Linked DNA regions of Mus musculus: region 2 is linked to region 1. The links are chromatin contacts, found by Hi-C or POLR2A ChIA-PET in ENCODE. All regions are on one chromosome and are shown on one strand. The core of a region is the stretch at or near the end of the contact, and the rest is flanking DNA. Distances in the headings are between cores, read along the strand shown.

What was found. Hi-C counts contacts between places; a loop is a spot of excess contacts on that map. ChIA-PET counts read pairs that join two places held with the same protein, here RNA polymerase II (POLR2A).
Region 2: a map of left cerebral cortex shows a loop between it and region 1 (3-fold over the local background). The contact joins the enhancer-like site here to the promoter of Rtkn2 in region 1. A Hi-C loop is called at or near these places in 1 of 37 maps with a recorded cell type or tissue (left cerebral cortex). POLR2A ChIA-PET finds 5 or more read pairs at or near these places in 1 of 5 experiments (Patski).

What each region holds. Positions count from the first base shown.
Region 1 is chr10:67,977,254-67,981,281 of GRCm38, reverse strand. It overlaps Rtkn2 (rhotekin 2), which reads right to left and starts at 1,712. Exons shown (of 12, transcript NM_001359319.1): 1 at 1,470-1,712. The coding sequence starts at 1,508.
Region 2 is chr10:67,891,522-67,895,510 of GRCm38, reverse strand. All of the region lies in intron 3 of Zfp365 (zinc finger protein 365), which reads left to right. Among named protein-coding and RNA genes, the nearest start is that of Zfp365, 19 kb to the left of the region's middle. Within about 2 kb of position 2,082, at least 1 of the 3 ENCODE cell types and tissues checked has a DNase peak (open chromatin) inside an H3K27ac peak, as active enhancers do; it is left cerebral cortex, where a contact is called at or near this core.

The DNA.
Region 1 (4,028 bases), core at 463-2,962:
TTATATGCATCATTCATACACACTCACACATATATACATATATATGTACACACACATACACACACACACATATTTCCCTTCCATACACTCAGCTCTGTTATCCTCTTTTCTCTTCTGTAGCATTCTTGAATGTCACTGTCGCACTAATAGCACACTTGGATGGCCACACCAGCACTCACACAATCCCCATAAGAAACTCAACAGATACTGGGTGATGGTGGCGCACACTTTTGGTCCCAGCACTCGGGAGGCAGAGGCAGGCGGATTTCTGAGTTCGAGGCCAGCCTGGTCTACAGAGTGAGTTCCAGGACAACCAGGGCTACACAGAGAAACCCTGTCTCGAAAACAAACAAAACAACAAAACAACAACAACAAAAAAAGAAACTTAACAGATCTCCATTTAGTTCAGTAGAAATAGAGGCTGTGTTAACCATCAACATAGGCGTGGGGTGTGGCTCTGCTGATTGAGGGCTTGTCTAGAATGCACAAGGCACTGGGTTAGAACCCAGCTCCACTCCATCTTAAGTCAGGCTCGGTGTGGCAGCCCTATAAAGTCCATAGTAGGAAAGTGGAGGCAAGAGGAGTTTTAGGAGTTCAAGGCTACCCTTTGACAAAGGCAAATAGGATACCTAGAATACATAACAAAAATAAGAAATATTTCACAAGAAAGTTGAAAGTTTTGTGTATGTTTGTAGCAAACACGTCTTGTGACTACTAATATGGTTTGCACAATAACTCAAACAAAGCCTGGCTCAACATTCCAGAGAATTACAGAGGACTTCCTAACAATACTGCATCTACTAAAGAAATTCTATGATCCTGCAGTATTCGCCTCGACCCACAAATCTGGCAAGAGTATATGGTTCGAACTACTATACTTCAGGAGCCGGTAAGAGGTGAAAATTAAAATTAAAATGAAGATGTCGCTACAAGGATATAAGGGGTTTCTTTTCATTAAAATACTAAAATAATGAACAGGAAGAATACTTTTAACACTTGACTGGGGTTCCCAAGAAATATTCTCGACTACACTAAGTGTAAAAGATTTTGAACATATTTTAGATAGCTAAAAAACAAACAAACACTGGATTCGTCCTCCTTTTTTCCTAGTATTTGTGCATGTATCCATGTTTAAACTTACACCTTCCTGGAAAGCTAAGAACATGCCATTTGAGCGTTCACCCCGCGGCGCCCCACAGTTTGATGCTGGCTCACACGGCTACAAGCAGCACCTTGCATTACACGCCCAGCTGCGCGGGCCGGGGAGCAACTCGAGCACCGACTCCCGGAGCATCACCTCCCCTGCAAGCCTTGGAAGACCGGCAGGTGGGATGGGCCCCGGCGTCCTCCTGTTGCCCCCGGCCTCGCTCTCCTCCTTCGGTGCACCCTTCAGGCGTGCAAGCCGCGGAGCTCGCCCGGCTCTCGGTCTCGGCCCAGGCTGCAGCTCTCCAGTCCCCTGCCTCGCTCACCTGCTGCGCGGCGAGACCCCTCAGCAGCTGCCCCTCCATCTCGGTGCAAGGCACGGCCGATTTGAAAAGCGCGCCCCAGGGCTGCAGCTGCAGATTGCACCAACCGCTCGGCCGTACCAAGTCTGGTCTGCAGGGGAACCCGGCCCACGACGCCGCGCAAGCGTACTAGGAGCCTCTCTGTCTTTAAAACAGCACGGAGACCCGAGACTCTGAACAGACCCTCTGCTACCGCAGGGCTTAAGCGAGGGCGGGGAGTGGGCGGGGCCTGTTGTGTGGTAGGCGGGGCCTAAATACGAAGAGCAAGTCCGGGTGGGTGGGGTCTGTGGCAGGCGGGGCCTGAACCCGCCTGGGTTTTGTCGGCTAGTGGGCGGGGCCTCAACTGGTGGGCGGGGTGGAGCCTTAGAGAAGGCTCGCCATAGAAATCTTTGGCAGGTGGTTTTCTTGTCAGGTTTAAAGTGCGCCTTCTTCTTGCATCCCGCCCGAAGTTGTTTAAAGGCATGAACTGACCGGACCCGACAGACCAATCAGGGATATAAGGATCCATTATCTGTCTCTCAAACATGGCTGCACTCAAAGATCATGCTCTTGAAGGCTGGGCAGACAGACACATTTTGCGAGTACTTCTGTCCCCGGGTTTGTTCGCTTCTAAAGTGACAGCAGACAACACTATCCAGAAGCCTGGTCGTTATTAGCACAGGCTTTTATTAAGAAAGAGGAAGGGGAGATGCTGAAATGCTGAACTCGAGGCCTTAAGCACAGTGAGCAACTGGTCCACCACTGAACTATCCAGCTTAGACTTTTAATTAGAGGATGTACACACCCTTGTAAAGTGTTTAAAATTACCCCTTGACATATCTTGTACCGGAAATGTGTAGGGCTTTGGACATTTTCCTCCTGAGGGAAGACTCTACCAAATCAACTCTCCTACACCACCCTCATTAAAGGCCTGGGCAAGGCTCCTTTTATAAACAGAATGACCCTGTTTATTTTGGGGACATCTCACTTGTTCCAAAGTGGACTTTCAATGATATGGTCATCTTACTTACAGACCTCCTTGTTAAAGCAGTCAGTTGAAAGATGGACTTCTTAAAAAGAAACTGAGTGTGCCAGTGAGATGGCTCAGCAAGGAATGGTGCCCACCTAATGCCAAACCTCCCCGCCTAAGTTCCAATCCCCAGGATCCAAGTGGTGGAAGGAGAGAACCAGCTCCCAAAAGTAATATCTACATATGCGCCAGGACATGGGCATACCGCCCCCCTACACTGAATACAGAGGGGGGGAGGGAAAATTTGTGTGTATGTATATATACGCATATATGTATAAATATATATGCATATACGTATAAATATATACATATGTTTATATGCATATAAATATATATGATATATACATGTATGTTTATATATGTGTGTATACATACATATATGTGTGTGTGTGTGTATATATATATGTATATGTATATATTCCTTCCTCTCAAATGGATAAGTGCCTGGTTGAGAGGCTCTGGACTAGGTGATTCTAGAAGCTGCTATCCAGTTAGGAGTGCTTTTCCTCTTACTTTTGCAGTCTGTAATGACCCACCGTTGTAAAAGCACAAGAAACTCAAAATTACCAACACTCAACTCACACAGGTGCCTCCAAACCCAGGTCTGAATTCCATTCTCATGAAGTGCCCTTTGACCTAGCGCACAAGTCTCTTGTGCTGCTGCTTTGTGGTGCAATTATGCACTACAAACATGAGCTGCAGGAACTGGGCATTACACCTGACTCACAAACAAAAACATGCACACACACACACACACACACACACACACACACACACACAGACGAAATAGACACAGAGAGATGATCTTCAGACATGCAGCGTTTACCACATAATATACACTGTATTCAAACTCAGATTAAAACACCCTGAGAGAGAAAACCAAAATGATACACCAGTTTCAAATTGATCACCAATGTGGAAATACTGGTGGCTGAGTATCGCAGGTTTAATAATCCTAGGAAGAAATCTAGAAGAGGATGTGTGTGGGTTCTTACCTATAGACTATAGATAGTTGCTATGAAAGACCTTTCTCTTTGTAGAAGAAATGATGTGGGCCTATCTCTTTCTAAGTCATCAGGGGATGTGTCCCGGAAGTGCTTAAGCCAGCTGGTGATTAAAGTACCTCAGAATAGGATTTCTGTTTCCTTATTTATCCTCAAGCTTTTTTTTTTTCTTTTTTGTTACTGCTAGTTTCAGCAAACATAGTTCTCTTTGATGTCTGCAATGCATATAAAAATAGAACCAGCCATCAACACGCCAGAAGCTTAAAGAGTGGTAGCTGAGGATGCGCCCCACGTGGCAGGATGCTTGCCTGCACAAGGTCCTGAGTTCATCTCCCAGCTTGGCTTCAACTGGGCGTGGCAATACATGCCAATAATCTAAGTGCTCCAGAGGTAGGGCCAATACAACCAAAAGTTACAAATTATTCTTGCCTACAAAGTGAGGTGAGGCTCCTGTGGTTTCAAGAGACACTGTCAAACATAAAATAAAACTGGTTAAAGAGTTCACAAGAA
Region 2 (3,989 bases), core at 833-3,332, 86 kb after region 1:
CTTCTTCGCTCCACCCAATAGTTACCTAGCAACAGGCAGGTACAAACCTGGCTTGTTATAAAAGAACTGTTTGCTTTCATGCTTGCTCTTGCTCTTGCTCTTGCTCTCTCTCTCTCTCTCTCTCTCTGCCTCTACTCCCTTCTCAGTCTCCCCTCCTCATGCCCCCAAATAAACTTCATTTTATATTACACCCGTCATATGGCTGGCACTTGAGGAGGGGTGTGCCTCAGCATGGGCCTGCTAAGGCACCTCCCCCCCACATCAAACCAAGTTTTATAAAACATATCAACATATATATACTCACACAGCTATATAAACATGTAAGCATGTGCATATTCACATGATACACTCGCACATATAGACTGCACAGTATATATGTATATGTATGTATGTATATATATATGTGTGTGTGTGTGTGTGTTTGTGTATATATGTTTGTGTACAAGGTACACAAAACAAATTCCTTCATCCATGGTAGAAAATTAAATATTTATGTTTGTCTGTTTCCTGGCTCAGTCACATGATCTGCCTCCAGCCAGCTGGCTCAACCGAAGGAATCACTGGCTAATCCAAATGATGCTCCATGCAGTAGAGATTGTAATGAGCAGTTTAGATATGAGAGCTGAGTGGCTGGCGTGATCACGCGGTAATGAAAGGACCGGCCTAATTGATGTAGATTGTTGCTCTGGCTTTGGATGGACCCAGAGTACAGAGTGAATTCAGAAGAGATTAGGCACACGTATTGATAGTTTATCCTCTTGCTTTGTGTCTTCGCCAACTCTTCCTTGGGTCAAGTTGGGCTGTCTGCAGACTCTACAGTGGGAGTGGGCATGCCCCCTCTCCCTTGTTCTCCCTCCCTCCTTTCCCTCCCTCTCTCTCTCTATCTCTCTTTCACTCCCCATCTCCCCCCTTTCCTCTCCTCCCCCTTCCTCTTACTCTCATCATAGTCATATGCACCCGTCTATAAAATAAGGAGCCATGTCTTTGATATAATCAGAGAGCTGTGTCTGCTCTCTCACACTGAATGCCAATATGGAGACAGAATAGCTTGGCTGTTTTTAGCAAGAAGAACTTTGAATCAGGATTTGGCCCAGCGTAGTGTGTTACAGAGCTCCCATCTTACCCGGCTTCTGGACTGACCCAGAACAGTTACCTAGTACCACACAGGAGATGCAGACATGTCTCATCTCTCCCTGCCAGCACTTCCATATCCCTCCGCCAGGGTGATGAGAAAATCACTCCGCTTTTCCCACCCTCCAGCCCACACTGCAGGATGCAAGATGATGATCCATGATGATCCACTGCTCTCCTGCCGCTGCTGCTGCCCGCCCTCATTCCCTTTCCCCTAGAAAGGCCACTTCAGAGGGAAGGGCAGTCTTCACATCGCTAAGTGGGCTGCCTCTTCCAGAGGTGATTGTTAGCCCTGCGTCCTTCTGGGGATGCTTTGTCCCCCTTCACCTTCTGTGCCTTTTCTGAAACAACGTTTGGCATTCCGCATCTTTCCCTGAATCCCCTTGGGCATCTGTGTTCTTTTTTTCCACCTGGCTGGCTTCTAAAAATATAGGTTGCTTACTCAGATTTTTTATCTTTGTGCTCTGAAAAACGCTGTCAGATTAGACACAAAGTGACCTAATATCCCATCTGCCAAAAAAAAAAAAATTAATGCTCAGAACCACTCAGATATAGGCTTGCAGCTTAGATAATCTTGTTTTAAGTACTGCATTCATTACCTCCTGGCTGTTAATTGAGGGCTAGCAGCAATGCACTTAACACGTATTTATTGAGGGCACAGTGCTTATGAGGTTCTGATGCCAAGAACAAAACAAACAAGTCCTTTTTCTCTTGTGTGGAGGGGACAGCGAGCAAATCAGTCATGGCGTTCCTGCATGGTAACTACTGCAGAGATGGTTGAAGACGAGTATGTTCGAGGTGTTCGGGGAGGGGCATTGCTTTGGGGCAATGGACCTAAAGCTCCCTAGTCTTGGACTTTGCCTTGGATAACTTTCTGTGGAAAGCCAGAAGCAAGATGTTCCAGGCAAGGACAGTGTATCACGGATGGAAGGAACAAACTTGGCACGGTTGCATGGTAGGAGGCAATGCCAGAGAGCTGCAGATTGCAAGAGGAGCATTCCCAGCGTGCAGGGAGGGTCTATTCCCAGCGCGCAGGGAAGCAGGGGAAGGCTTTGAGGGCGGGCGGAAGGGCATCAGAAGGAGAGATGGTCAGAGGCTCTTGTGATAGGAGCAGAGAGGAAGTACTTGGGAGGGAGCAGCAGAGGAGGAGAGAGGATTCAAGAGGATATGCCTTGGAGTAGACCTGAAGAGGCCGTTGGGAGCCGCTGGAGGGCCACTGAGGTGAGGAGAGAGGGCAGGGGCATCAGGAACGACCTGGAGGTCTTGGTCTGAACAGGAGGGTGCATAGGACCATTACTTATTACAAAACTTAAGACAAGGTGGAGGGCCAGTTCCGCCAGACCTGCGGCAGTTCAAAACAGCATGCCTAGAATGTAGAAGCCTATAGGCCCAATCACCATGGGTCCAGCCATCTGCACAACATAATTATTTGGAAAAAATAACTGAATAAGCAATAAATAATAAATATTATTGTTGTAGTGGCCATCATCATCATCATCTCTGGATGGCCTGGAACACACTATGTAGGCTAGTCCAGCCAGGAACCCATAGAAGCCAGCCTATCTCCAAACACTGGGTGGGATCAAAGGAGTGCACCACCACTCCAACCTTGTCATTACTTTCGTGTGTATGACTATGTGTGCACATGGATATATGTGCACCATATGTGTGCATTGGAACTGGACCTAGAGATGGCTGTTAGCCACCATGTGGTACTAGGAACCACCAGGGTCTTCTGGAAGAGCAGCGAGTACCGCTTTAAGAAAAATCACAATGTGATTGCATCATCGCTCCATTTTCATTTTCTCTCTTCAGCTCCTCCTATGTCTTACTCTCTCAAAACCATGGCTACTTTTTCTTTAATTATATGTGTATATATATCATATATATTATATATATAATATATGTAACATATATGCATAAGTTTATATTCTTAAATACACAGGTACCACTTGTTCAGTCTGTATAATGGCTGCTACATGTGACAATTCAGGACTGATCACTTGGTATTGGATAATGTGAAGGTTTGAATATGCTTGACCCAGGGAGTGGCACTATTAGGAGGTATAGCCTTCTTAGAGGAAGTGTGTCACTGTGAGTGAGGACTTTAAGACCCTCACCCTAGCTGCCTGGAAGTCAATATTCTCCGAGCTATCTTCAGATGAAGATGTAGAACTCTCAGCTCCTCCTGCACCATGCCTGCCTGGATGCTGCCATGCTTCCCACCTTGATGATAATGGACTGAAACACTGAACCTGTAAGCCAACCCCAATTAAATGTTGTCCTTAGAAGAGTTGCCTTGGTCATAGTGTCTGTTCACAGCAGTAAAACCCTAACCAAGACAGATAGTCAATCGACACATTCTTCCTTCTTTCAATAATACCTAGTTGCCCATAGATTTTTTGTCTAGGATTGAGGATATGTGGGGGTTTTTCTCCTTCTGTATCATAGTAGTTCAGGTCATGTTTAGGCAGCCACGTTGATGAGACTTCAATGGGTGTAGCCTCTCTGGCATTTCTAAGAGACACAGTCCCATAACCAACTCCCTTTTCCTTGGGCTCTTACGATCTTTCTGCCCTTCTTCTGCAATGATTCCTGGGGTTTCTTCTCTCCAGTCCCATTATTTATTATTTTATTTATTATTATTATTATTATTATTATTATTATTATTATTATTATTAAGACAGTGTTTCTTCTTGTTGTTGTTACAGTGTTTTTTGGTGTAGCTCTGGCTGTTCTGAAATTCTATTGACCAGGCTGACCTCAAACTCCCACAGGTCTGCCTGCCTCTGCCTTTGCCTCCTGAGTGCTGGGATTAAAGGCATGCACCACCACTGCCTGGCCAGCTCCATTGTGTG